Linked DNA regions of Homo sapiens: all the other regions are linked to region 3. Evidence: chromatin loops called from intact Hi-C (ENCODE). Cell type or tissue: IMR-90. All regions are shown on one strand. Links, peaks and the distances in the headings refer to the core of each region. The heading gives the core; the rest is flanking DNA.

The links. Hi-C counts contacts between places; a loop is a spot of excess contacts. Peaks named below come from ENCODE experiments on the same cell type or tissue, not always from the same donor. Only the 100,000 strongest peaks of a DNase experiment are listed, where the experiment ranks them.
Region 1: it touches region 3 in a loop (5-fold over the local background); 4 of 110 quality-filtered maps call a loop at or near these places.
Region 2: it touches region 3 in a loop (2.2-fold over the local background); 4 of 110 quality-filtered maps call a loop at or near these places.

What each region holds. Positions count from the first base shown.
Region 1 is chr6:107,651,994-107,662,140 of GRCh38, reverse strand. It overlaps SOBP (sine oculis binding protein homolog), which reads right to left. Exons shown (of 7, transcript NM_018013.4): 7 at 835-3,934. Among named protein-coding and RNA genes, the nearest start is that of SOBP, 170 kb to the right of the region's middle. RefSeq lists enhancers at 3,807-3,996, 3,458-4,034, 4,237-4,286, 4,035-4,612. In IMR-90, for the core only: a CTCF peak has its summit at 4,040; DNase peaks (open chromatin) are centred at 3,170 and 3,920; H3K4me3 peaks cover 728 bases; H3K27ac peaks cover 3,306 bases.
Region 2 is chr6:107,318,315-107,328,461 of GRCh38, reverse strand. All of the region lies in intron 2 of PDSS2 (decaprenyl diphosphate synthase subunit 2), which reads left to right. Among named protein-coding and RNA genes, the nearest start is that of PDSS2, 140 kb to the left of the region's middle. In IMR-90, for the core only: no CTCF peak of the experiment used is centred there; a DNase peak (open chromatin) is centred at 4,831.
Region 3 is chr6:107,128,134-107,138,280 of GRCh38, reverse strand. It overlaps the pseudogene RNU6-1299P. Among named protein-coding and RNA genes, the nearest start is that of BEND3, 18 kb to the right of the region's middle. RefSeq lists an enhancer at 8,464-8,553. In IMR-90, for the core only: a CTCF peak has its summit at 5,716 (motif pointing left); no DNase peak of the experiment used is centred there.

The sequences.
Region 1 (10,147 bases), core at 2,061-7,060, 520 kb before region 3:
GGTGGCTGAGGAGGGGAAGGACTTCGCCAGAGTCTTCAGTGCCTATGTACCTGAGCCTCAGTCTGGTCTTTTGTTGTGCCATCTGGGCGGCATGGCCTGGTACTTACAGGTCTACTTGTGGCTCAAGGTGCCCATCCCTTATCAGGGGAGCACCTACCTGCAGGGGAGGGCAGCTTTGCAAAGTTATGAATCCAGGCTCCAAACGTGTGATTACATAAACCCTGGAAAACATTGACAGAGTGTCCTAGTGAGACCAAGAAGTGGTCCATCTTTTCCACAGCCCTATCCTCCCATCAAGTATAAACCACTAGGGCAGGGACTGTGAGTTTTCTTCCTCTCTGGCCTCCCCTCAGCATCAGGCATGGGGCTTTGTGTTCTGCGGGGGGTTGATAACCACCAAGGAAAATCCCGCCTGACTCATTTTTCAGAAAGCAGAATGTCCTCTGCAAGTCCCCGCATCCAGTAAGGTGAGGCGTGCACTCACCATTAACATGCAATCTTCTGGCTTGGTTTAAAATGAGGACCACTTTTGAATAAAACTGAATCACTACCACACATTTACAGGAAGTCGAAGACTCTTCATGAAGATGTCAACAGTTTTTCTCCACACTGGAGGTAGGGGCTGGGTACTGGTGCCAAGCCTCCTGGGCTTGAATCCCATTCGGCAACTCACTAGCCCTGTGACCTTGGGTGATTACTAAACTGCTGAGCTCCAGGTTCTTTGTATTTATAATAAAGAGAAAATAAAGGCCCTTCCCATAGGGAAGGTTATTGTGAAGATTAAATGAGACTAATGTGCAAACGCTCGACACGTATTCACACTTACATACATTATTGTTTCTATTTCTCTTTATATATGGTTTTGATATCCCAAGAGAATTGTGCATTCAGACAGCAGTAAGATCGTGAGAAGGAAGAGGAGGAAAAGGGGTGCTGATGGCTTATGAGATGCCACAGAATCTTTCTATGCTGGAACAAAGGTACCTTTTGTTTCCAGAAGGGTCAAAATGTTTGCTTGACAATCTTGGACTACAGACAAAAGCAAAATCAATATCCTGGATGACTGTCTCCATGGCCAAGACCAGATGAATAATGCTATCAGGACAACCACAGCCGGGTGCCTCGGCCGCTGGCACGTCCTTGGCTGGGCTTGCCTCGGCAGAGTTCAGACGGAGTCACCGCCATAAATATAACTCTGCACCAGGAAGCCTCCAAGATTCTCTCGGGCTCCATGGGAGAAGAAAATCAGGTCTCCGGAATCCACAGGATGATCACTTCAAGGGAGCTGCTCGTGGTGCCTCAGATTTTAATGAACATTCATTTTTTTGAGAAGCTAAATCAACTAAGTGCGAGACTCTGAACAGGTCGAGTTGCTTTTCTAGGCTTCTGTTTTTTCATATGTAGAACAAGAGAACTGAACTAGATTTACAATGACTAGAACTAGATATTAGCATACTTTCCACCTTAGGAACTTTCTGATATTTAACTCAGGTATCAAAGAGCCAAACGGACCCACCCCATTCACATAAGGCTGAAATAAAAGTCTCTCTAGTCAGTGGGGTGAGATGGTGTGTGGATGTGAGTGGAACCCGTGGAGCATGTTTGCCTCCATTTGATGGTGCTTCTTGAACCTCAGGCCTGAACCCTTGGAGCCAAAAAAGATCAGGACTTGAAGAGCACTTGGAAGGGACACCACACCTGGGTCTACAGCCTAAACACTCACTTCCCATGCACTGTGTGCTGTCAGTGATGGGCATGGTTAGGAAGCAGGCCCTGGAACGGACGGAGTGGGCTCTTGTCTGCAGACAAGCGTGGTCTAGCAGGTCAGGAAGAGACAGTGCCATCCCAGTAGCTTACCATCTTTTAAAACTCCTTAGTTCTATTTTTTAAAATGTTTCCCAGGGGGAGAAAAATGAACACCTCTGTAATAAAACAAAAAACAAAAAACAAAAAAAAACAGTAGTCATAATAATGAGAAAAGCCAAATAAGCACATGTAAGTGCATTTTTTTTCTTCGAGATTTATTTTTTGTTTGATGAATCTGACACCAGTCAGGGAGAGGAGAATGTTGTGACCCAGCAGAAAAATATGGCCCCAGAGGAGGGGCGGCTTCTTCCTGCCTGGGTGGGTTTGGTGCTGGGGTTGATTTGTTATTATTTTTTAATTTGTTGCTGGAAGGTTTTCTTTTGTTTACTTTTATAAATCTCTCCCCGGGCTTGCGAGCTTCCCCTCCCTCCCGCCTCCCCTTCCCCTGCCCCCAAATTTCATTTTTAAAAAGCGAGCTTGCTCGCCAGGTGTGTCCCCCAAGCTCTCACAGCTCTAATAAATAAGGAGCACCTGTAAAACAGTAGCTTGACTTGTGAAGTGACTCTGTACAAAGGAGAATCTAGAAATACAGTATGTACACCGCATCCTTGGGCCGTGGTGCTTCAAGGCTGGCGCCACACCGTCCTGGCCCTGCCCACCCGCAACTCGCCACCCCTCCTGCTGAGGCTCCGCGGCCTTGTGGGGCGGGGGCACCTGGACCCCTCCAGAGGGAACAATTGCTTTATTTGAGTTAGTAAACAGATACACTGAATCACAAGGTGATTTGATTTTTTTTTTTTTTAGTTTTCTTCCTTTTTTGATTTTTTTCTTAATTTTTTCTCTTCTTTTCTTTTTCTTTTTTTTTCTGTACTCATCAGAATGGGATACTCCACAACTGTCTCACCAACTCAGTGCCAGTACACATGCTCTAGAGGACTTCTGGACTCGCAGCTACAACTGTACAAGTGCACACAAGTGAATCTACCCTGTTATCCTCCACCCACTGATTGAGGATCGAATTGCACATTTCTCTTAACCATGACAGGAGAAAGCAAACAGTGAAACAGAATCATGGGTGATCTTTCTCACTTTCCCTCTTGTTTTCATTGGTTTGTCCATACCATTCTAATTATCATGAAAGGGCTCTGCATATAGAGAGATTGTCTCACTGACTTCCTGGATCACCGAAAACCATCAGGGTTGAAATTTCATCTGAGTCTTTCCTGACGCCCAGCAAATATTCCCCCTCGGATTATTTTACACCTTGAGGGCATTTTGGTCTTCAGTTCAACACTCTTGCTCTGTTCCCAAATGGGGCGCTATTTAGGGGAATTTAAAGAGAAAGCTGAGAAGAATAAACATTTACCGAGTTCTCTTGGCATTCAGTCTCTGAAAAACCACAGTATAAACTATTCATGCTGCTTCTTACATCTGTCAAATCGAAAATTAAAAGCCATAAAAGTGTAACACTGAAAATATGGCATCAAAAAGGATAAAGGTGGCCTTTGTAAAAATAACAAGAAAAGTATATTAGCCAATAAAATATTCTAACTCTTCATTTAAAAGTGCATCCCGGGCAGGACAGAGATGACTCTGAAGCATTGGGCCTCCAGGACCACCCCTCTCCGCCATCAAAACGTGAACAATATAGGTCCAAAACCGTACAATGCAAATCACAATTCTTAGTGTAGCAGCAAAACCACAGCAGTTTTTAAAAAGATTAAAAAAAGATTTTTTGTGTTCCAATCCATATCATCTTCCAGCCTCAGTCGCTGAGCCTTGAAGATGGGGCGGGGAGAATACCTACATTGGTCCTTGTGGCTTGTCGGTATTTCGTTTTTTTTAAAAGCCAGGGGTGAAATCCCTAAGTTCCTCTGGGGAGAAGCAGAGATGGTGGCAGCAGGAAGGCTGGGCCTGCTTGGTGGGTCCAAGATGCGCGGGCTTCTCTGGGCTAGAGGCCATCGAGGGAGGGCTGCTTCCTCTGAGATGCTTAATGACAGGAAGCGGCTTTATTTGCTTGAGTTTTAGCCAGAGGGGGTGGTGAGCTGACCAGCTGGTGTCATTGGATGGCGTGACATGGTTTGCTCTGCGCCCTCTCTCCATGAGCGTACCCTGTGAGTGAACGTTCCTGGAAAAAGAGCAGAAGGGGCTGTCAGAATCCACTGGACCGATCCCCCTCCCTCCGCCCAGCTGGGGAGAACCCAGGCATGAGTCAGACAGCAGCACACTCTCCAGCCGCCAGGGCAGACCTAGGATGAGCCCCAGAACCGCTGCAGCACAGCGTGATTTCAACAGGAGTTTCATTCACGGTCTGCTCAGGTCAGCCCTGCCAGCTTTGTGTGAGGAAATGAAACTCAAGTCGCTTTTTGGAATACCATAATGAGTAGGGTACACCACGCCCTCACCCAAAGACCACAGCATCCTTTGCAACCCAGCAACCCTCCCCCTCCACATGACTGCATGCTTAACCAGCAGGAGGCTTTTTTTTTTTTTTGAGACAGGGTCTCGCTCTGTTGCCCAAGCTGGAGTGCAGTGGTGCAACTGGCTCACTGCAATCTCTGCCTCCCAGTTTCAAGTGATTCTCCTGCCTCAGCCTCCCAAAGTGCTGGGATTACAGGCATGAACCACCGCATCCAGCCCCAGCAGGAGGTCTTTTGAGTCACCCAAGGTCACTCCAAAGCCAGGCAAGGTCACGGAGGACCCTGGAGCTCCTGACCTCACTCCTGTAACCCCATGTCTCAGCTCTGGTATTTGCTGAAAAGAGGGCCAATAGATTCACTTTTTGGCAAGTGGAAAATTACCATGGACACATATACCTATCTTCAGAAGTTTCCCACAAAGGCAACTAAGCTGGAAGAAATGCTTGCTTTTCTCCGTGTGTGGGTCTTGCCTGTAAAAGGTGAGCCATTCACATCTCTTCACATCCAAAACAAACAGTAGCACTGGACTGGAAGAAAATAAATCAACCAAGAGCCTTGGGGTCCCAGGGCAGAGGCTCTGAACAGGATTTTCCACCAGGAAAGTCAGTTTCTGGGGAATGCTCATCCCAACATTCACCGAGATATGAGGCTCTGCCTCTTGATACCTGCAGCCTTCTTTCATTTGCCGCCAGTCACTTGGTTTGAAATAGAGCTTCCTGAGGCCACTCAGTCAGTTCTGGGAGCAGCCACTTAGAAGTCTGCCAACTGCATGGTAAAGCCCCAGAGGTCAGGGGCTTGTCTGTTTTGCTCGTGTCTCTACACCCAACTCGTAGCTCAGAGTCTGGCCCGCTGTGGGCGCTCGACACACTTTGATCACATGAGTGGGTCAGGCGCCTCTCTTCTGCCATGCCCCAAAACAGCACCTTTTCTTCCTGCCAATAAATGAGGCTGTCAGAAATGTGAATGGGTAAAATTTGGCTAAGGTGAGGTGGTGACAGAGGACTTGTAAACATCTTTACAACTGTTGAGATTATTCTTAGAACAATGAACAAATAACTTCAGAGAGGTGATAGAATGTAGGACTTGAAGGGACCCCAGAGATAATACAGTACCATTTCCTCATTTTATAGTGAAGAAATGGAGCCACAAAGAGACCTGGAAGCTTGCTTGGAGTGTTTATAACATGAATTTAGCAAGAGCAAGAGGAGGTCAAATGCCCATTGGGAGGACTAAGTGGAAGCTTGTGCTTTGAACCCTGCTATCTAAATCCTGGTGTTAATGGCAACAATAATCAGCAGCAGCCAAAAACAAGGTTTGAAAGTTTCACTGTGCACGACAGGAAATGCCTGAGTTCCCCCAATCACATTAAATCACCAGATCTGTGTGTACTTAATATGTATATTAAATAACCAAAGTGAAAATGCAAAACACCACAAATATGTAATGGGGGTGGAATTACAAGGCCATGGAAACCTTTTCATTTGGCATGGTCAGATTTGGAAATGTGGATATTTATTTCTGAATAAAGAGCTCACATTTGACTTACTTTCTTTCTTTCTTTCTTTCTTTCTCTTTCTTTCTTTCTTTCTTTCTTTCTTTCTTTCTTTCTTTCTTTCTTTCTTTCTTTTCTTTCTTTCTCAAGAATAAGTGACAATGGAGAGAGGGGATACAAAAATAAAAGCACCAAGAGCCACTATCAAATGTGAGGCCACAAAAATTGAGGAGCTGCAGAGATGACAAGTGGATCCAAAGACACCGGGGTCACTTCTTCTGGGAACAATTCTTTTGCATTTAGCAAGCACAGCCTGGAAGTTGCTATGGAGGGAGGGAAGCCATCCCCACCTCTGGGCCTGGAACCAAGAGTGACTGAATCTTGTAGTTAGAGGGGGCCTCCTTCTTTCTTTAAAAGGGAGGAGGGAGAATGTTTAACATTTTCCTCCAGTAAACTGGGAAACACCGCCATTTTGAATTGCTTACTTAGGGATGCTGCAACTGCTTTTTTAATAATGTAGCTTTTTTCTTTAATGCAATCACTATTTAAAAAAATGAATGTTTCTCCAGTAAGTTTCTTTATATTCAAATCACCTTTGGACAAAGACCAAACACGGACAGCATCAGCCTACTTAAAGAAAATTTCCAGGCTTTCACAAGAGACTCGGTAAAACGGGATTATAATAAGAGCCATTCTGGAACCTTAACTACAGCATTTGCCATCCCAAACACTATAATAATCATTATTATTCTCTGGTATCTATTATTGTCTGGTAAATAATATGTGTTTTCCCCCAAAGTTCTGAAGGGTGCAGCTGCACCACACTCTATTTTTCGCAGCCCTAGTCCTGCTGCTCTGAAAAGCTTGCTCACACGAAGCTTATTTTAAGAGAATGGTAAAGTAGACAATTTGTGCTGTTTCCTTCCCTCTCACCACATACTTGCTGTGTCTGGGACACCCACAAAGGCCAGATGGTGGCAGTACAAGTCCCTCTCTGCTGATAACATTTGAGGAGGGGGCGGTATTGAAGGCATCCTCATTTGTCCTTCTGGCTCTGGCTGGTTCAGGGCAGCCCCCTTGTTGGTGACACAGGAAAAGACTCTGGAATCGATGAAAATGAAGAACCAAGCTTGGGCTTCACTTTTCTGATATTTATTGGTATGGAAGGTATGAAATCCAACAGAGTGGGGAGGAAATAAGTTTGGATTTTTAGAAAGTGATCATGGCAGGAAGTTCCAGAGTCTGGAGCTGGTTCTGTTTTGTCCTTGCCAAGCAGAAGAATCTTACGAAAAAACTGTCCTCCATGTCTAAATGTCTTCATCTGTGCAAAGGGGAAATTACTACAATAAGCGAAACAGAGACCCGAGTTACAGTACAAATGCCTCTGACTGGCTATGTGACCTTGGACCTGTTTCTCAGCCACCCTCCCCCAGAGCCTCGATTCTTCTACTATGTTCCTCAGTCACCCTCCCTCAGAGCCTTGATTCCTCTTCCATGTTCCTCACCCACCCTCCCTCAGAGCCTCAATTCCTCTTCCATGTTCCTCAGTCACCCTCCCCCAGAGCCTTGATTCTTCTACTGTTCCTCAGCCACCCTCCCCTCAGAGCCCTGATTCCTCCTCCATGTTCCTCAGCCACCCTCCCTCAGAGCCCTGATTCCTCCTCCATGTTCCTCAGCCACCCTCCCCCAGAGCCTCGATTCTTCCACTGTGTTCCTCAGCCACCATCCCTCAGAGCCTCGATTCTTCCTCTGTGCAGTGGGGGCCTGGGTGAGCTTCAGTATTAAGTCTTCCATTTCTCACATGCTCAGATTGTGGAATCTTTCCACAAAATCCAGTATCAAATATGTAGAATTATAAACTTGAACAACTGAATATTAATCTGTTACCAGTATACAAGGAAGCCCATGAACTTCTGGACCCTGAACTCCAAAATTTCAGAAAGTCTCCTTCTCTCAGTACACACAAACATACACACACATCTATGGCAGAGGTTTGTGGAATACCCCTTAAAGCAGGGGATTCTGGGGAAGTGGCCACAATTGTACCTCACACTTGGGTTTTCCTCTGATTTGGGCATTTGTCTGAAGGCAGGATAACCCACCCCTGCTACATGAAGCATCAGACACACACAATTACATACAAATAAAAGCCCATTTCTTATGCTATATATGTATCATACATGTACTATGTATGTACCATACACACACGCTGGCACCACAAGGCATGGTCTCCATCGGGCATGTATGACCAGCTATCTTCAGAATTCCAGGCCTGCCTGCCCCTTTTGGCCAGAGGAATGAAATATTTCTCTTCATGGAATCGTAACTGCACACCAAATGCATTGAGAGACTCTCTGTTCACCTGGTGAGTCACTTTTCTGTTTTATCAGGGAAGCATGGCCAAGAATGTGATCTAGATACTCATCCACCTTTATAACACAAAATTTTCCAGAGAATTATAGATAGCAAAACTGTGTCTAAATACATTCTCTCAATGTTGATACTGTCAAAATATGGCCACTCTCACCTTTACTTCTTTGACCTTTATGGCCTAAGACTTTCACTGTTAGCATTCCATAAAACTTCCAGGCAACCACTCCCAAAAGTAAATGTGTGTTCAGAGAAAAATGTCTGTCTTATTCTACATCCCAACATTTCCAAACTAGCTCTTCTGTGGTGGCAGATTCCACTTCTACCAGGAAGCCTGCCTCTATTAATCTAACCCATTTTCTAAACTTGTATTATTTCCTTCCTCAAATACTTTTGTAATTAGCATAATCAAAATCCAGTAGGTCTGTCCTGTCTTCCTCATTTAGAAGGCAAGCTCCCCATGTCTGTCATATTTATCCCCAGGAGTCTAAAACCCTGTGGCATCAATTCTATGATGTGCAAGAAATGCCTGCTGCCAGCCAGCTTGCCTTTGTCCAATTACCCAGGCCCTACCAGAGATCCACTCACTCGGGCACGTCTGCCCATCACTTATCACAGTTAAATACAGCCATTACGTGCTGGCTGCGGCAACGCTGTTTATCTGGGACAATAACGAGTCCCTGAGGACTGGATTGCTCTCAGGTAGCCGCAGCTATTCTGGGACACTCACAAGGGTAGAGCCCTGCGGTCAATGAACAGAGCCGCCTGCACTAGCTGATAAACTCTGAGTGTGATGCCAGATAGTGGTCCCCACACCAAACCCATCCCAGGAAGGAAGGTTTTTACCAAAACACGATTCCTTCTCTCCTCCATCAACCATTGCTTCATGAAGAGTTTTTAAATGGCTTTTGCAGGATAGAAATTGTTCTCATTTTTGAAGAGGATGACATCTCTTTTCTTATAGCTCATTAACTGATGAAGATACGTGGGAGATACTGGAGGTTTGGTTCTAGACCACTGCAATAAAGTGAGCATTGCAATAAAGCAAGTCACATGCATTTTTTTGGAGGGTTTCCCAGTGCATATAAAAGTTATGTTTATACTATACTGTAGTCTATTAAATGTGCAGTAGCATTATGTCTAAAAAACAATTTACATTTCTTAATTTAAAATACTTTATTTGTAAAAAAAAAAAAATGCTAACAATCATCTGAGCCTTCAGCAAACCATAACCTTTTTGCTGGTGGAGAGTCTTGCCTTGATACTGACGGCTGCTGACTAATCAGGGTGGTGGTTGCCAAAGGCTGGGGTGGCTGTGGCAATTTCTTAAAATAAGACAACAATAAAGTTTGCCACATTGGTTGATTCTTCCTTTCACAAAGGATTTCTCTGTGTCATGCCATGCTATTTGATAACATTTTACCCACAATAGAACACTTTCAAAACTGAGTCAATCCCTGCTGCTGTTTTATCAACTAAGTTTATGGAATAGTCTAAATCCTTTGTTGTAATTTCATCATTGTTCACAGCATCTTTACCAGGAGCAGATTCTATCTCTAGAAACCAATTTCTTTGTTCATTCTTAAGAAGCAACTCCTCATCTGTTCAAGTTTGATCGTGAGATTGCAGCAATTCAGCCACATATTTAGGTTCCCCTTGTAATTCTCTTGCTATTTCTATCATATCTGCAGCTACTTCCTCCACTGAACTCTTGAACCCTTCAAAGTCATCCACGAGTGTTGGAATAAACTCCTTCCAAACTCCTGTTAATGTTGATATTTTGACCTCCTCCTATGAATCACAAATGTTCTTAATGGCATCTAGAATAGTGAATCCTTTCCAGAAGATTTTCAATGTACTTTGCCCAAATCTGTTAGAGGCATCACTATCAATGGCAGCTAGAGCCTTATGAAGTGTATCTCTTAAATGATAAGACTTGGAAGTCAAAATTCCTCCTTGATCCATGGGCTGCAGAATGAATGTTGTGTTAGCAGGCATGAAAACAATTAATTTCTTTGTACCGCTCCATCAGAGCTCTTGGATGACCAAATGCATTGTC
Region 2 (10,147 bases), core at 2,593-7,592, 190 kb before region 3:
TCTACTAAAATAAAAAAGAAAAGAAAAGAAAACAGTTTCACCAATGAGAAAACTGAGACTCAGGTGAAGTAACTTTCCGAGGTCCCACATTAAGTAGTCAAGTAGAGGAAGAAATATGTATATTGGTTATAAATTGTCTGGGTTCAAATCCTTGTTTCATCACTTACTAGCTGTGTGACCCCAGACAAGTTAGATAACCTCTCTGTGCCTCATGTCTATTAAGTGGATTAAATAAGTTAATACATCGAGAACCCTTAGAACAGTGCCTCATACATAGAATATGCTTCCAAATGTGGTTTATTATTGCCATTCCAGACCCCAGTCATGCTGCTTCATGGTCTTTATTAGATTTCCCACTCCTTCAGAGTAGGCACTTAGCTTTGTATACCTTTACAACTCACCAATGCCTTGGACATAGTATTCATTTAAATCTCTATCTGGATGACTGGATCTTCTGTATAACATAAGTGTTTTAGACTGACGCAAACATTTGAAACACATGTTTTACAGTGTAAGTCTTACAGAGTAGTTTAACATGGACGATGACTTAAAGGGATGGCAGTTTATTATGTCCTTTGCAACCTGTAGTTCAGGATGTGAGCTATAACCAGATTCTAAAGCATTCTTCATGAAACAATCTTAATTTTTAAGCTAGTTATTATGTGAAGCAATATAATATATTTAAAGAAGGAAAAGAAAAGTGTTGACCGGGCACCATGGCTCATGCCTGTAATCCCAGCACTTTGGGAGGCCGAGGCAGGTGGATCACAAGGTCAGGAGTTCAAGACCAGCCTGGCCAAGGCGGTGAAACCCTGTCTCTACTAAAAATACAAAAAAATTAGCTGGGCATGATGGTGGGCGCCTGTAATCCCTGCTATTCAGGAGACTGAGGCAGAGAATTGCTTGAACCTGGGAGGTGGAGGTTGCAGTGAGCCAGGTTCGTGCCACTGCACCCCAGCCTGCCTGGCCCTGTCCAGGGAAATTTTTTAAGTCTCATCAAAAGTTTATTTTATTTTTCCTTCATATTTCAACCAATTCCTTTTTCTACTACACTTTCTTTGCCCACCTCTGTTATCTGCAGCTTCAATTCTGGTATCTATAAGTCTTGAAGTTTTACTGATAGGTTTTAGACTCTCCTGAGTTTGTGTTACCCTTAACTCCATTTCCTCTAAGCAGCAGTGGGTAGAGAATATGCTGCTGCTGGGGACCCAGTGCAATGATGATGTTCCCACTGCTTCAGAATTGCAGCATAGGGACCTGCTGGACCACATCCAACTGCGAGACACACCTGCCAATCTGAGGAAAAAAACACTGAATTGAATTAAAGATCTGCAGTGTCCTGGGACACACATATTCATTTATAGAAGTGTAGCCACCTTCTTTTTACCCACCTTGCTCTGTCTCTAATCTGTTTGCTATAGAGATCAATTCAGGTACAAGTAGAATATGCAAGAATGAAAAAACATTAAATGAGTAATTGAATGAGAAGTAAAGTCATCGTTGGCATTTCTTCTTTTTAGATGGTCTATTTGCCAGGATACATAATGGATACTGACCAATTTTAAAGCATACCAATTCTATCTGTAAAACAACTACTTTTTTTTTTTTTTGAGACAGAGCCCTGCTCTGTCACCCAGAATGTAGTGCAATGGCATGATCTCGGCTCACTGCAACCTCCACCACCCAGGTTCAGATGATTCTCCTGCCTCAGCCTCCCAGGTAGCTGAGATTACAGGTCTGCACCACCACGCCTGGCTAATTTTTCTATTTTTAGTAGAGACAGGGTTTCACCGTGTTGGCCAGGGTGGTATTGAACTCCTAGCCTCAAGTGATCTGCCCTCCTTGGCCTCCCAAAGTGCTGGGATTACAGGCGGAGCCACTGCGCCCAGCCAAAACAACTATTTTTATCTTATTACCTATGTGACTTCTGGGTGGCAGGTGAGTTGGCGAATAAGAAGAAAATCATGACCGAACATTTTCTGTATTTATTTGTAATGCTGATAAGAGAAGACTGTGTCCTCTATGTGCTTTTAAACATAGTTCAGATGATTGGACTGGGTGCAGTGGCTTACGCCTGTAATCCCAATACTTTGGGAGGCCAAGATGGGCAGATCACTTGAGGTCAGGAGTTTGAGACCAGCCTGGCCAACATGGCAAAATCCCGTCTCTACTAAAATACAAGAAAAAAAAATTAGCCAGGCATGGTGGTACCTGCCTGTAAGTCCCAGCTACTCGGGAGGCTGAGGCAGGAAAATCACTTCAACCCGGGAGACGGAGGTTGCAGTGAGCCAAGATTGTGCCACTGCACTCCAGCCTGGGCAACAGAGCAAGACTCTGTCTCAAAAAAAAAAAAAAAAGAAAAAAGAAAAAACATAGTTCAGATAATTGTATTTTATCCGTATTACCTCAGCATTCAGCATGTTTCTAGCATATAGATAGCAATGACTATTTGATCATGGCTGAATAATTGTCACTAGTAGTGGTAGTATTTATCTCAGAGCAGGGAGGACTTTATGAAAAAGTTCCAAAACTTGACACTATAAATGAAAAGATTAACACATTTGCACAAAAAATAACTCTTCAGTGGAAAAAATTCCCATGAAGTCAAAAGACAAAGCCCAAATTACAAAAATGTTTACAACATACATGACCAAAAGCCAAGTTGTAACCTACAAATCAATTGAAAATCTTATAAATCGGGAAGAAGAAAATTACAACACAAACATGGACAAAAGACATGAACAGGTAGTTAGCTTAGAAACCCTATCCTGTAATTAGAATGAGGGCTTTGGAGTCCCTGGGCTGACCTGAACTTTTATCCTTTGGCCTCTTTGACCAGATCAAATATCCTGTGAAAATGCATAAACTACAAATAAAAATAATAAAGTATAAAAAAAATTATTTTTGTTAAAAAAAGCAGGAATGAAGTAAAATGCTATCTTTAGATTAGCTTTTTAAAATTTGCCATCTGTTCAAATGGACACCATCAATTTCTTCGCATTTGTGCTAATTCTTCACTCTACTCGGTGTATTCAATTGATTAAGGTTAAATTAATGATATGCAGGTAGTCCCTGGCTTACCATGATGCAACTTAAAATTTTCTGACTTTTAAATGGATTTATCAGGACATAACCCCATTGTAAGTCAAGAAACACCTGTACATACTGAGGTAATTGTTGGGCTTCAAGAACTTATCACAAAAATCATCATAAACATAACTATAAGTTAAATCTAGAAACATCTTAAAATCAAATTACAGATCTTAACATTACTTTCTCCTCTAAGTGAAAATTGGTTACGCTTAGTGTGGTGTTAGAGGAAGTGATAGAATATTTGGAGGCCTGTGTGAAATAATCTTAAGGAGAGAAGGGAGAATATAAAAAGCTGTGAAAGAGGCCGTTTTTTTTTCTATAAACCTTTACATTTAGGGAATTGCACTTGGTCTCAGCTGCAAATATTGTAGTTCATAATTTATCATTTTAATGTGGTACTAATTAGCATCTGACGACTTCTAATTATAGTAACAATAGGCTGTGACTATCTATCCATCCTCACCTTCATTCCACACATTAGAATTCGTCTAGCACTTCAAAATGCCAAACAAAATTAACAAACTGTATTTCCCTTGGGGACTGATCAAATCAAAAAACATCTTAAGAAATGAGGCTTAAGGCAGAACATGTTGATCATGTTATTTATTTAGGGTCAATTATATAAACATGAAATAGGTAATATTCAAATATGTAGCATTTTAAAAATCAGTTATGGTTTTGTTTTGTTTTTAAGATAACATGTGAATGCAAACAAAGAGTCTGGAAGGAACCTTACTCACCTGCTAATAACAGTGGTTGAAGAAAGAAGGGGTTGGAGAGGTTTGGAAACAGATATAAGGGAATGGTCTAAAGGTGACTTTATTTGTAGTATTTCAGTTTTTTAATAACCTATTCATGTTATTTTGTATAACTAAATTTAAAAATGAAAAAGTTATATTTCATACTTGTAAAGCAATAAAAGCCTATTTAAGAAACGTATCTTTTTGTACTACAAGAACCTTAAAAATGAGGAGCGCTTATTGACAGTGATTTTAAATGATTATGCAGAATAATTGAATTTAGTGTAGGCTTTTGGAAATAATTTCCTAAAGATATCTCAGCTCCTTTTCAGATAAATCTCAAGAGATGAAAGCATGTGCAATTTGATTACATATTCCTATTGATTGTATTCTACTTACAACAGTAAATGTAAACTCCAGATACAAATCTAGTAATATTACTAATTCATTACAACCAGTACTTATTTTCTTCATTAAGTTTTTATTGTTATGTTCAACTTGCACAGCATGCACAAATGCAGCAATTATATGTTGAGAAAGAAAAGGGAAGGCTCTTTATGTTTAACATACTGTACGTCAGAAGTCATTACTTCACCAGAGCTTTTGGAAAAACACAAAATAGGATCAGCTTCTTACAAAACAGTATAATTAACCACAAAAAGTAGGTGGGCTTACCTACTAATCTACTCAGCTGAGTTAGTTTATTGCATGTAAATAACATGATATAGATTAGCCTGCCTAATCTATCACAGCAAAACACAAGCTGCATAAATTGTTTTTGTTAATAGTAAAAAATTTTAAAATCCTTTCCTTAAAGAAGGGCTGTATGTTGACTGGTAAGTAGCCAAAGTTAAAGGCACTGTCCAGTGACTAATTCTACATTTTAAACAGTGCTTAATTTTGGGCATTCATCATGTGATAGAAGTTGTGCAAATCACTTAAAATATTAATTTTATTGGCAGAGTCAGCTTAGTAGCTTCATGACTTAATGGTGATCCTTTGAACTCATACGGAAGGCATCTCAGTGGTAAACAGTGTGTCATAATAAAGGCATAGATGAAGGGCCAGAGATCTGGGTTCTTGTCTCAATTCTGCAATTGATTAGCTATTTGACCTTAAGTAAGTTACTTAATCACTCTTTGAAATTACTCATCTGTACAGCAGGGGCAATGATGGGCTTCAAACCAGGAGCTTAACTAACAGGGTACACATCTAGATAGGTTCAACTATCCTGTGGTCCAGAATAAGTCACCCTGACCACCTCCTGTCTCTGCAAGGCACAGCACTGGACACTGAAAGACACTGAATATTTCTTATGAATAAGAAATAGTCTTTGACCTCAAATGAGTAGGTAAGGAAACAATGTATGCATCTAGAGTCTTCCTGACACTTGCTATTGATGTAATTTCCTTTCTAAAACTCTTTTGCTGGAACTTAACTACTAGAGCTATTTCCACAGTCACCATTGGGTTCACAATCCACCCATGTCCACTGATAAACCCTTTGTTTAACTAAAGGTAGGTAGTCTTTAACACCCCTCACATAAGATGATAGGTGAGAGCTGACATCTGTAGGTGGCTTAGTGCCTAAGAAATGTCTTCCTCACTGTGCTCTTGGACTTTCCTTCTCACTCCTGAAAGTGGGTGGTGTTGATAATAGAGGCAAAGAGGGCAGATTCTCTGATTGGTTATCTCTAATCCTGGCATCCTCCCTCTCTATAGTTACTGGAATCTTAAGTCTCCCTTTTCTGTTGTTAAGATTTCCCTCATTCCCTCCTCTTCTCAAGGTTTTTGTTTTTTGTTTTTTGAGACAGGGTCTCCCTCTGTTGCCCAGGCTGGAGTGCAGTGGAACGATAATGGCTCACTGCAGCCTCAATGTCCCGGGCTCAAATGAGTAGCTGAGACTACAGGTGCATGTACCATGCCTGGCTAATGTTTTTGTATTTTTTGTAGAGAGGTGTTTTTGCCATGGTGCCCAGGCCTGTCTCAGACTCCTGGGCTCAAGTGAGCCACCCACCTGGCTCTCCAAAGTGCTGGGATTACAGGCATGAGCCACCACACCCGGCCTCAAGTTTTTTTGTTGTTGTTGTTTTGTTTGTTTGCTTTTTCTTTTGAGATAGTCTCACTCTGTCACCCAGGCTGGAGTACAGTGGCCCGATCACAGCTCACTGCAACCTCCACCTCCCAGGCTCAAGTGATTCTCATGCCTCAGCCTCTCAAGTAACTGGGATTACAGGTGTGCGCCTTCATGCCCGGCTATTTTTTTGTATTTTTAGTGGAAACGGGATTTCACTGTTGGTCAGGCTGGGCTCAAACTCCTGGCCTCAAGTGATCCACCTGCCTTGGCCTCCCAAAGTGCTGGGATTACATACATGAGCCACCACACCTGGCCTGGCCTCAAGTTTTTAAGTGGAGTAAAACATCCTTAACTCTTCAATTGCATTCCCTACAGGATTAGATACAAATTCCTTAACACAGCAACAGGCAATTCCTAACAGCCCTAGAGTGGATGTGAGGAAGATAAAAGCATGATTAATGTTTTTCTTTGTCATCAAGAAAAGGGTATGTGCAAGAGTGTAGGTTGATCTAATATGATTGTTTAGGCCCCATCAGGTAGGAAGTGAGGTTGAGGGAGCCCAAAACTAGAGAGAAAGTAGTGATCAAGGGACTGGAGATCATGATGAATCAGTTTGCAGGGGTGGAAGTGGTAATGCAATGAAAGAGCAGAAAAGACAGTAGGTTTTAGATGGAAAGTTGGATATCCAAGTGGAGATTTCAAAAGTGGAACAGTTCTGATTGGTTATGTTCAGTTGTGCCTTAAAGTGGGTTTCACAGAATACAGTGGAGGTGGTTGAATTGAGTATATTGAAAAACTGTAGGGTGGGCAATTCACATGATTGAAGTCAACCAGAACAACAGAACTGAGACTTCAATAAATGTAGAGGCACAGAGAAGAGGAGTGATGGCAGAAGTAGAGCTGGTTTCAAAGGAACAGTGGTTTTCACCAAAATGAGGAAATAAGGGGAGCACTGAGCACTGGTCCCACCTCTCAGCTCCTCAGTTTGTGGCTTGTAGAAGTTAGGCATATCTGCTCATGAACATATAGGATTTGGACACTCCGGGAAAAGCCGTGGTGTATTTAGAGCTAGAACATAGAAGAAAGGTTCTGTGAAATCTTAAAACACTTAACACATTGTTTGTAATGACTGTTTTGTAAATACTGATTTATGTATGTTTTCTTACTAAACAGTACCTTCTAGAAGTCAGGGTTTGTGTCTTAATCATCTTCCAACCTATCACCTCTCCCTCCACTGAGGCCTCTATTACATTTTGTACCTTTGAGGCACTTCTCGTCTATTTTATAGTAATCTGCATATTTATCTTGTCCCTCTGCTAGATTTGTTCCTTTGCTCATTCATTCATTCATTCAACAAACATTTATTGAACACCTGCTGTGTGCAAAGCTAACTATAATAAATATAGAAATATAATTATTACTATAGCTAACACATATAGAGTTTTCTATAAGTCTGCTACTGTTCCATATTCTTTATATATATTAGTGCATTTATTTAACATTTAACATTGGTTAAGAAATTGCTTTTCTTGGTAAACAGGCTTAAAGAAATTTAATAACGTGCTCAAGTTTATAGTGTAAGAAAATCACAGAGTTGAGTTTCAAATCCCATTTGACCATAGAATTCATGCTCTTTCCATTACTGTAGACAACCTATGAAGTAGGGTGCCTTACATATACTTTCTTAGTCATCTTGACATCCTCAGTATAGTGGACAGACATCAGGTTATAAACTTTTTCTTTGACCTCCAAAGCCCCAGCACTATGGTGGGCACTCAAGTGCTCCATGTATTATTGTTGATTTATTGAGACAAAATTTTCTTAGGGGGTTGAATGTGGATTTTGGTGGGGCTCTATATAATTTAAAAATAAAAACGTTTATGTTTGCAGGCCATTATCTCTATTACTGCATGTTTCCTTTCACACATTTATTCTTTATATGTTGTGAAACACAGATATTTATATATTTTCTTTGACACAAGAACCTTTTTTTAAAATAGACTTGTGCCCTAAGCAGATATTCTGTCTAATGGGCTTTCCCTATAGACAAAGAGTAAAGTGTATTTCATTTGTCATTAGTCCTGAAATGTCAGTGCTGCAAATTTTGTTATTTTTGGAAACCATTACATTCATACTCATTAGAGACAACATTTCAAGGAAATACTTGAATGATTATGCACCTACAAGATTTTCTCTTGTCCATGAGTAATTTGTATCCTGTAATAATATGGAGCTTCTATTACTCTATTATAATTACTTACATATTTGTTGCAAATAATGATGTAATGGATTTTTTTGAGGCTGTACGTGAGAACCAACAAACTGCGACGCAAAACAAGTTTCCACCCCTTTTTTCCAAAGCTATAGTTAATCACTTGAACACTATCCAATATAGTAGAAAGCTGGCAGACTTTTCTTTGCAGCAGGCTATGTAAAAATGTTTATAATTTACAGCTTATTATGCCATGCAAACGACTGTGTTCCCAATGAAGGCGAGTGAGAAAATATGGCTGTTAAATTACTTAACTCCTCTTTGTTACTTGTTTTCTGGCAACAGTGGAAGGATACTTTGCACTTAAAATGCATTTCTGTATTTAATTTTATACCATTCAACTCAGAACTTTAAAAAATAGGGATTTGCTTTTTTATCTCTCTCTATAGATAGACCAGACCAATTTAAATTTAACAAAAACAGTAAGCTGAAAAATCAGAATTGTCAGGGAATGAAAATGTAATAATACAAAATTATTAGGGTTTAATTCAATTTAGGGCTTTAACTTTGCAAAACCTTTGTTACTGACACGTCTGCAACGGTTTATAGGCAGCTTGTTATTTTCAAAGGTACTTTATGCAAACTTTGTTTTATATTGTCTGCAGCGCTTTGGCTGAAAGTTGATCTTCCTCAAAAACAATTAGAGGGGTAGGCAAGGTAACTTGGACCTCTCTGTTATCTGTTGAATATATTCATCCATTTTAGGTCTTTCCTTAGCATTTTCTAATTTTATCAATGCCCTTATTAAATTCATAAGGCCCCTAACGTCAGGTACCACGTTGTCTTTTGTGGTTGCCATTCTTTCTGTGCCTGGTATACTACTACAAGTTTATAGTCAATCAGAACACCCCAGATCATGACCTCTATTTGCGTGGGAACGTAGCAAAAGCTGGTTTTTAGGTACTGTACCTTCAATGAAGGAAGTTCTGAGGAAGGCAAGTAAAAACACTACAGCTGGTGTTTAAAAGTTTATATAGTGTGTTTTCCTTCTAATTCTTCAGCTTTAAATGTGGGGAGTAGGGGAAACTTTCTATTTGGTTTACACTCCCTGAAGGTATAAGAGAAGAAACATTTATATTTAAATATTTAAAACATTCAAAAAACATGTTTAATTTTTCCACTTTCCGATTTTAGAATTAATTTAGAAACCAGGGACTCTGTAGTACTTGACCAGTTCTTAGTAATTGCACATTCTTTTTTCCATAGCACAAATAATCAGATACTGAGTGTGTGTGTAGTGTGTGTGTGTGTGTATGTGTGTGTGTGTGTGTGTATATATATATATTTTCTTTTTTAACATAGTCTCACTCTGTCACCCAGGCTGGAGTGCAATGGCACAATCTCGGCTCACTGCAACCTCTGTCTCCTGGGTTCAAGTGATTCTCCTGCCTCAGCCTCCCAAGTAGCTGGGATTACAGGCGCCTGCCACCAGGCCCAGCTAATTTTTTGTGTTTTTAGTAGAGATGGGGTTTCACCATGTTGCCTAGGCTGGTTTTGAACTCCTGAGCTCAGGCAATCCACCCACCTTGGCCTCCCAAAGTGCTGAGAATTACAGGCGTGAGCCACCGTGCCCGGCCGATGAACTGAGTATATTTAAATGGGAATTTTTGTGCACCTGCAACTCATGTTTTTAAGAAATAATGGATTGCTAGCTATCTCAGAGAAAATAAGATTATGTCACTATCAAGGCATTATCATTTTTATTGTCTTCTTCAGGGAACTTTTTGGTATATAAGGAAAATTTTTTCATTTTCTACTTCAGATCTTTTTTTTTTAAGCTAACCATTACAACAGACTTATAGGTCATCTCTGATTGTGTCAAAGTAAAAAATTGAATAAAACAATTTGTTCTGTTTTCATAGTTGCTTCTTTTTTGAGTAAACAGAGACCTGGGATCTTCTGGAGCTCAGCCCTCTGGGTGGGAGGATGGGTGCCTAGCACTGCTCTCCGCTGACCTCTTCTGGTC
Region 3 (10,147 bases), core at 2,722-7,721:
AAAAAAAAAAAAAAAAAAAGGGAAGAGGTTGGATTAGAACAGTATTTGCACAATATGGTCTATGAACCACTCATATTAAAATCAAGGGCTTGCATTAGAATAAGGGCTGTATCCAGACCTATGTTTTTCAGAATTTTCAGGTAATTCTCACACACACACCCTGTTTTAGATCCACTGGAGTCGATGATACATTCCTAAACTTCCATTGACATATAATTCCTGGTGAGGGCCGGGCGTGGTGGCTCATGCCTGTAATCCCAGCACTTTGGGAGGCCGAGGCAGGTGAATCACTTGAGGTCAGGAGTTCGAGACCAGCCTAGGCAACATGGTGAAACCCTGTGTCTACTAAAAATGCAAAAAATTAGCTGGGCATGGTGGCACATGTCTGTAGTCCCAGTTACTTGGGAGACTGAGGAAGAAGAATCACTTGAACCCGGGAGGCGGAGATTTCAGTAAGCTGAGATCATGCCAGTGCACTCCAACTTGGGTGACAGAGCAAGACTCCATCTCAAAAAAAAAAAAAAAAAGATAATAATAATTCCTGGAGTGATGCAGCAGACACACATGAACTTTGAAGTAAGACAGGTTCCAGGCGTACTGGAATGCTTAACATTTAAGCCAGCAACAACTAATAAAAGCAACAATCCAATGCAAAGAAGAAAGGGGAAAAGAAAAATGTGTAGTGCTATGGTTTGGATATGGTGTGTCCCTATCAAAACTCATGTTGAAATTTGATTCCCAGCTGGGCACAGTGGCTCACGCCTGTAATCCCAGCACTTTGGGAGGCCAAGGCGGGTGGACTGCCTGAGGTCAGGAGTTCGAGACCAGCCTGGCCAACATAGTGAAACCCCGTCTCTACTAAAAATACAAAAAATTAGCTGGGCGAGGTGGTGGATGCCTGTAATCCCAGCTACTCGGGAGGCTGAGGCAGGAGAATCGCTTGAACCTGGAAGGCAAAGGTTGCAGTGGGCTGAGATCAGGCCATTGCACTCCAGCCTGGGCAACAAGAGCGAGACTCCGTCTCAAAAAAAAAAAAAAGAAAGAAAGAAATTTGATTCCCAATGTGGCAGTGTTGGGAGGTGGGGCCTAGTGGGAGGTGTTTGGGTCATGGGGGTGGATTTCTCATGAATGGATTAATGCTCTCCCAGGAACCCATTCTCACACTTGCAGGAATGAGTTAGCTTTCCAGAGAGTGGGTTGTTAAGAGTCTAGCTTCCTTGGTTTTTCTCCCTTGCTTTCTCTCTTGCCTTATGATCTTTGCACACTCCCATTCCCCTTCCTCTTTCCACCATGAGTGGAAGCAGCCTGAGACCTTCACCAGATGCAGCTACCCAATCTTGAACCTTCCGGCCACCAGAATCCTGAGCCAAATAAACCTCTTGATAAATTACCCAGCCTAATTCTGTTATAGCAACACAAAACAGACCAAGACCTGTAGTAAATGAAAAATATGGAATAAAAAGGCAGAAATAAGTACTTATAATGAATTATAATAAATAAAAATTAATTAAATTCAATTAAAAAACAGACTTTCAGATTGAATTAAACAGATCCAATAATAAGATTATCTCAAAGAGAAATTTAAATCAAAAAGACAGGCCAGGTGCTCATGCCTGTAATCCCAGCACTTTGGGAGGCCAAGGCAGGTAGATCACTTGAGCCCAGGAATTCAAGACTAGCCTGGAAACATGCAAAACTTCGTCTCTACAAAAGAATGCAAAAATTACCCAGCAGTGGTGGTACTTACCTGTAGTTCCAGCTACTTGGGAGGCTGGGGTGGAAAGATTGCTTGACCCTGGGAGGCAGAGGTTGCAGTGAGCTGAGATTGCGCCACTGCACTCCAGCCTGGGCAACAGAGTGGGACCCTGTCTCAAAAAAAAATAAATAAATAAAGACAAAAACAAATAAAAATTGAGCTGGGCATGGTCGCTTACAACTGTAATTCCAATTTATCAATTTCTGAAAAGCATGTGTTAAAATCTTTTAACCTGATGTATCTATTCCTGCAATTTTTTCAGGTGCTTCTTGCTCTATCATTCATCAGTGTGTAACACCCTTCTTTTTCCCTTATTATATATTTTTTCCCTTATATTCTACATTGTCAAATACTAAGATTCTTCCTCGATTCTTTTTTTTTTTTTTTCTTGAGACAGGGTCTAGCTATGTCGCCCAGGCTGGAGTGCAGTGGCGCAATCTCAGCTCACTGCAACCTCCACCTCCGGGTTCAGGAGACTCTCATGCCTCAGTAACCCCAGTAGCTGGGATTACAGGCATGCGCCACCACACTTGGCTAATTTTTGTATTTTTAGTAGAAACAGGGTTTTGCCATATTGGCCAGGCTGGTCTCAAACTCCTGGCCTCATGTGATCTGCCCATCAGCCTCCCAATGTGCTGGGATTACAGGTGTGAGCCACCGCACCCAGCCTCTTCCCCCTTTCTTTTGGGTCACTTTTTTATTATTATTATTTGAGATGCAGTCTCACTCTGGTGACGTGAACCTGTAGTCCCAGCTACTCGGGGGGCTGTCTAGCCTGGGCCACAGAGTGAGACTCTCTCTCAAAAAAAAAGAAAGAAACTCTGTAAGCATGAAGCCATCTAAAATGTTCAGTGAACTATTCAAGGAGTGGCCACACAATGTTGTGTGTTTGACATATAGTACCTGTTTTAGCCGGGCATGGTGGCTCACGCCTGTAATCCCAGCACTTTCGGAGGCTGAGGTGGGTGGATCACCTGAGGTCAGGAGCTCAAGACCAGCCTGGCCAACACGGTGAAACCCCATTTCTACTAAAAATACAAAATGAGCTGGGCGTGGTGGCGGGCGCCTGTAATCCCAGCTCCTCAGGAGACTGAGGTAGGAGAATCGCTTGAACCCAGGAGGCAGAGGTCGCAGTAAGCCGAGATTGCACCATTGCACTCCAGCCTGGGCAACCAGAGCGAAACTCTGTCCCCGCCAAAAAAAGACATACAGTACCTGTTTTAGACGGGTGAATGGGGCGGGGATGGCAGCAAGAGGGAGAGTGTGTCTGGGTGATCCAAGAGCACAATAATCACTGCAAAGGTTACTAATAATGGCAACACATACAGTGCTTATGATATGAAGCACTATTCTTAGTGCAAGAACAGTGCACAATAGTGCAAGACAGGCACAATTCTTTTCATCCCTGTATTGCTAATTTTCAGAGGAATGAAAGCCAAAATGAGATTTATTTGAAACTGAAGATAATTCCTACTCACCAAGCCATCTCCTACCTGAAAAAACATAACACACAGGGTGATATTGACAGAAAACAAATAAGTCACCTTCAAGGGTCCAATAACTAGTTTTACCAGAGGTAATTTTTTTCTTTCTTTTTTTTTTCTCCCCTTTTTGTGGAGAACAGGGTCTTACTGTATTGCCCAGGCAGGTCTCGAACTCCTGGGCTCAAGCCATCCTCCTGGCTCTGCCTCCCTAAGAGCTAGGATCACAGGCGTGAGCCACCGTGCCCAGCTACCAGTGGTAAATTTTACTAACTCCTTCACTGTATTTCTTGAGACAGAGTCTCACTCTGTCACCCAGGCTGGAGTGCAGTGGTGTGATCTCGGCTCACTACAACCTCTGTCTCCCTGGTTTGAGCAATTCTCCTGCCTCAGCCTCCTGAGTAGCTGGGACTACAGGCGCGTGCCACCCCGCCCGGCTAATTTTTTTTTTTTTTTTTTGTATTTTTGGTAGAGACAGGGTTTCACCATGTTGGCCAGGCTGGTCTCAAACTCCTGACCTCAAGTAATCCACCCGCCTTGCCCTCCCAAAGTGCTGGGATTACAGGCCTGAACCACCACGCCCAGCCTGGTTCACTTTTTTCTAGTACTTTTTCCATCTTTTCTTTTCCTTTTTTTTTTTTTTTTTTTGAGGCAGGGTATCAGTCTGTCTCCCAGGCTGGAGTGCAGTGGTGTGATCATGGCTCACTGCAGCCTCGACCTCCCAGGCTCAAGCAATCCTCCCACCTCAGCCTCCCGAGTAGCTGGGACTACAGGCACACACCACCACACCCAGCAAATTTTTGTAAGTTTTTGTAGAGAAGAGGTTTCGCCATGTTGCCCAGGCTGGTCTCAAATTCCTGGGCTAAAGCAGTCTTCTCACCTCAGCCTCCCAAAGTGCTAGGATTACGTGTGTGAGCCACCATGGCCAGCCTTCATTTTTTCTTTGTCTATTTTGGGTTTTTTTGAGAGAGTCTCACTCTGTTGCTCAGGCTAAAGTGCAATGGCATGATCATAGCTCACTACAGCCTTGACCTCTTGGGCTCAAGCAACCCTCACACCTCAGCCACCTGAGTAGCTGGGACTACAGGTATGTACGCCCATGCCCAGCTAATTTGTGTAATCTTTGTAGAGATGGGGTCTCACTTTATTGTCCAGGCAGGTCTTGAACTCCTGAGCTCAGGTGTTCCTCCAGCTTCAGCCTCCCAAAGTGCTGGTATTACAGGTGTGAGCCACCATGCCCAGCCTGAAAATTTCAGTAATATAATAAACTGGGCTGAGTGCGGTGGCTCACGCCTATAATACCAACACTTTGGGAGGCCGAGCAGTGTGGATTGTTTGGGGTCAGGAGTTTGAGACCAGCCTGGCCAACATGGCACCACTGCACTCCAGCCTGGTGACAGAACAAGACTTTGATTCAAAAACAACAACAAAAAAGAAAACAGGATGTTTAGCCGGGTGCGGTGGCTCATGCCTGTAATCCCAGCCCTTTGGGAGGCCGAGGTGGGTGGATCACCTGAGTTCGGGAGTTCGAGATGAGCCTGACCAACATGGAGAAACCCCGTCTCTACTAAAAAAAACCCCGTTTCTACTAAACGGGGTTTTAGTAGAAACCCCGTCTCTACTAAAAATAGAAAAAAAAAAAATAGCCAGGCAGTAGTGGTGCATGTCTGTAATCCCAGCTACTCGGGAGGCTGAGGAAGGAGAATTGCTTGAACCCGGGAGGCAGAGGTTGCAATGAGCCAAGATTGCACCACTGCACTCCAGTCTGGGTGACAGAGTGAGACCTGTCTCAAAAAATAAATAAACTCAAGCTATGAGGGGGGTGTGTGTGTGTGTGTGTGTGTGTGTGTGTTTATTGGTTTTCTTAATTTTTTTTTTTTTGCAAAGTTAAATAAAAGTGTCATCCTTGTGCAGAGGCCATGCTAATCTCTGCATCATTCCAGTTTTAGTATATGTGCTGCCAAAGCGAGCATTCTGTATATGTGTGTATAAATATTTTATATATATAATATGTATATGTATAATTAGCACAAAATAATTAGTACAATGTCTAATTTAATATTCTTTGGCCTTTAGTTTACTAAGAGAGTACTTTCATCAATTATTGGTTATAAATTAATACAGTAAATCCTATTGTAATTATAATTGTAATTGTAATTATAACTGAGATCCAAATAAATCAGTCATATGAAATGGAAGGTTACAATTTCTTGCAGGGTTAACAACAAAATGACCATTGTGGGTCAGTCTAGCTAGCTGTGAGGAATTTGGGAGCTAACTGCCCTATCTAAATTCATGCCAGGTCAGGCACAGCAGTTCAGGCTTGTAATCTCAGCACTTTGGGAGGCTGAGGCGGGTGGATCGCTTGAGCCCAGGGGTCTAAGACCAGCCTGGGCAGCATAACAATACCCTGTCTCTACCAAAAAATTTTTAAATAAATCAAAAATAAATTCATGCCAGACTCAGTTGTGATTTGATGCCACCTGGTGGTGGTGGTCGGCCCCAAGTTAAATATTAATGGGGACAATTTTTTTTTTTTTGGAGACGGAATTTCACTCTTGTTACCCAACCTGGAGTGCAATGGCGTGATCCCGGCTCACTGCAACCTCCACCTCCCAGGTTCAAGCGATTCTTCTGCCTCAGCCTCCCAAGTAGCTGGGATTACAGGCACGCACCACCAAGCTTGGCTAATTTTGTGGGGTTTTTTTAGTAGAGACAGGGTTTCTCCATGTTGGTCAGGCTAGTCTCAAACTCCCGAACTCAGGTGATCTACCCACCTCGGCCTCCCAAAGGGCTGGGATTACAGGCATGAGCCACCGCACCTGGCTAAACATCCTGTTTTCTTTGTTGTTGTTTTTGAATCAGAGTCTTGTTCTGTCACCAGGCTGGAGTGCAGTGGTGCGATCTCGGCTCACTGCAACCTCCGCCTACCCAGTTCAAGCGATTCTTCTGTCTCAGCCTCCAGAGTAGCTAGGACTACAGGCACACACCACCATGCCCAGGTAATTTTGTATTTTTAGTAGCGACAGGGTTTCACCATATTGGCCAGGCTGGTCTTGAACTCCTGACCTTGTGATCTGCTCTCCTCGGCCTCCCAAACTGCTGAGATTATAGGTGTGAGCCACCATGCCCGGCCTACTGGGGACAATTCTGAGTGCAGAAGCTGCAGGATAACATTAGCGATTTGGGAAATGTCCCAGTTAGTTGGCCAGATTCAGCTGGGAGAATAATTAGGACGAGATTTACCCCTCACCTCTTCTCTCTCTGAAACAAGTTCACATGCCTTTTCCCTATCTTTATGGCCTTGGCCTCCTCTCTAAGACCTCCCTCTACCTGCCCTGTTTAGGGGCTAGGCAGGGAATGGGAGCCAGCTGTCAATTCTGCATCATATCTAAAATTATATTTTTGGCCGGGCACGGTGGCTCACGCCTGTAATCCCAGCACTTTGGGAGGCCAAGGGGGGCAGATCACCTGAGGTTAGGAGTTCAAGACCAGCTTGGCCAAAATGGTGAAACCTGTCTCTACTAAAAAAACAAAAATTAGCTAGGCATGGTGCTGGGCACCTGCAGTCCCAGCTACTGGGGAGGCTGATGCAGGAGAATCACTTGAACCCAGGAGGCGGAGGTTATAGGGAGCCGAGATTGCACCACTGCTCTCCAGTCTGGCGACAGAGCAAGACTCCATCTCAAAAGAAAAAAAACAAATTTTATTTTTGGCCGGGTACAGTAGCTCATGCGTGTAATCCCAGCACTTTGAAAGGCCAAGGTAGGGGTATCACTTGAACCCAGGAGTTTGAGACCAGCCTGGGCAACATAGTGAGACTGTCTCTACAAAAAATCAAAAAATTAGCCAGGCATGGCGGTGTGTGCCTATAGTCCCAGCTACTCAGGAGGCTGAGGTGGGAGTATCATTTGAGCCCAGGAGGTGAAGCTGTAGTGAGCCATGATCACACCACCATACTCCAGCCTGGGTGACAGAGCAAGACACGGTCTCAAAAATAAATAAATAAAATGAAATCATATTTTTGATGAGGGCATTATCATGGGGTTTTATTGTGCTTATCAAGGAGCTCTTGAATGCTTAGAATATAGTAGCACTGTATTTTTTATTTTAGAGCTTTTGTGTACTCCATTTGTTTTGGTTGGCTATAAGAAGCCATTATTGGGCCGAGCACAGTGGCCAACACTTTGAAAGGCCAAGTTGGGCGGATCATTTGAGGGCAGGGGTTCAAGACCAGCCTGGCCAACATGATGAAACCCCGTCTCTACTAAAAATACAAAAATTAGCTGGGCATGGTGGCACGCTCCTGTAGTCCCAGCTACTCAGGAGGCTGAGGCAGGAGGAACACTTAAGCCCAGGAGACAGAGATTGCAGTGAGCCAAGATTACGCCACTGCACTCCAGTCTGGGCGACAGAGCAAGACTCTGTCTAAAAAAAAAAAAAAAAAAAAAGCCATTGTTAGGCTAAGACTAATTGAAATTCAAGCAGAAAAAAAAAAAAGGTAAACATGCAAAGGTGAGAAATCCATCCAGAGGCTGTTTACCCTATTGCATCAATGCCATGAAATTTTATTTTATTTTATTTATTTTTTTTTGAGATGGAGTCTCTCTCTGTCGCCCAGGCTGGAGTGCAGTGGCATGATCCCGGCTCACTGCAAGCTCCGCCTCCCAGGTTCACACCATTCTCCTGCCTCAGCCTCCCGAGTAGCTGAGACTAATAGGCGCCTGCCACCACACCTGGCTAATTTTTTATATGTTTTTAGTAGAGACGGGGTTTCACCATGTTAGCCAGGATGGTCTTGATCTCCTGACCTCGTGATCTGCCCACCTTGGCCTCCCAAAGTGCTGGGATTACAGGCGTGAGTCACCGTGCCCGGCAATGCCATGAAATTTTAAATTAACAGTTGCCTCTTGTGGATGATCTCTTGTTACCCAGCAGGATCAGAACTCTTCGTTTGTTTTATTCCTTGTTAAATTCTTTGCTGTGTTAAGGCAGTTTCTCCTTCTTTGCATATACAAACATGTGACCCTGCTCTAGTATATTAGGCATTGCCCCTGAACAGCTTAAAACTGGGCTTCTTGGAAGCCATGTGGGGGTATAAGACTGTAGAGGGCAATGGTCAGTTACTGGTTATGTTTCTGTCCCTATCCCTCTTCCTGGCATCTTCCCAATTCCGAGTTACCACTGTATTACTGAGTCCGAGATAAGCAGTCTGAGAGACCAGCATTTGCGGCCAGCAGCAGAGCTCCAGTTCTTGGATCAGGGTCTTCTTGGTTTGTGGCTGCCAGTGGTCACATTTGTCTTCGATGAAATAGTCAAGCACCAGGCTGATTGCCAGGTTTCAGAAGATGTGTGGCTCAGACTGGAAGAAGGCCTCAATCTGTTCACCACCTGTCTCTCTGGCCTTACCTGTTACTTCTCCCTCTAACTACAGTGCTCTCTGTTTTTCACTCAGAAGGGCTATTTATAGGTTTCCAAATATGGCCTGCAGTTTCCTGCCTCAGCTGCTGCCCGCAATTTTCCCTGCCCAGAGTGCCCTTCGCCCAGCCTTCATGGGTCAGAATCCTGCTCAGCCCCTCCTCCATGGAATCTTCCTGATCTCTTTGAGCTCCTTGCTCCCCCGCACTCTGGGCCTCTCCTTTCTGCTTTACATCACAGTTTCCGGGGCTCACGATTGATTCCTCGGTTAGATGATAGTTCTATGAGGACAGGGACCTTGCTTATCCATTTCTTAGTCCCCAAAGGACTCAAGGCTTTCAATCAGAGGTGCTCAATTCTTTGTTTGTTTATTTGTTTGTTTGAGACTGAGTTTCACTCTGTCACCAGGCTGGAGTTCAGGGATGCGATCTCGGCTCACTGCAACTTCTGCCTCCCAGGTTCAAACAATTCTCCTGCCTCAGCCTCCTGAGTAGCTGGGACTACAGGAGCACGCCACCATGCCCGGCTAATTTTTGTATTTTCAGTAGAGACAGGGTTTCACCATGTTGGCCAGCATGGTCTCGATCTCTTGACCTCGTGATCTGCCTGCCTTGGCCTCCCAAAGTGCTGGGATTACAGGCATGAGCCACTGCACCCAACCCTGTGGTTTTTTTTTTTTTTTTTTTTTGTAGCTACAATGACTAAACATTTTTAATTTTGGAAGCTTTTTTCACATTAAAGCTACCCAAGCCATCTTCCAAAGAGGTCTCATCTTCTCCTGCCAGCTGCATGAATTCTCAGCCCTATATTTAGGTACTAAGTGGTCTTGCTCACCTCTCTCTACTGCTGATATGAGCCGAATTCCATCACTGCAAAAATTATCTCAGAACATAGGCATTGGGAAAGCACATTCACTTATTCCAGCCTAGAGTAGAGAACTCTTTGATACCTGAAGTAATTTACTTACTTATCTAATGTCAAGTCCTAATAAATGCAGCTTCCATAAGTATAACATTTACTTACTGAAAGCTAGGATCATAATATGCCGGAAGAATTTACAGGCTATAGATGCTGCACTTTTTATGTGTCTTAATTGTTTTAATATTAAATGTTATTAAATCATTGGCTATCAACTTGGATGTAATATATTTTGTTATATATGCCATTTGAAAACTTTGTTATCTCCACAAAGAGAATTCAGGAAATACCAAATGTTTGAGTCTTAGAGGAGTAAAACATATGTGCCATGTCTGTCCCAATACTCGCTATGAGTTTCACCACACATATGCCACTGGTTTCTGCTGATTCTATTACTTTCTTCTAAAAAATGGTTTTCATTTTATTAGGGGAAAGGAACCCAAATCTTCTGTCATTTCTAATGTAAAATATTCAGAGGGAAGAAGTAGGTAAATGTGGGTTATTGGTTATTGAATTCCTCTGTCCCCCTTCCCTCAAACTCACACACTCGGGTTGCACAGGGCAATTATTCCTG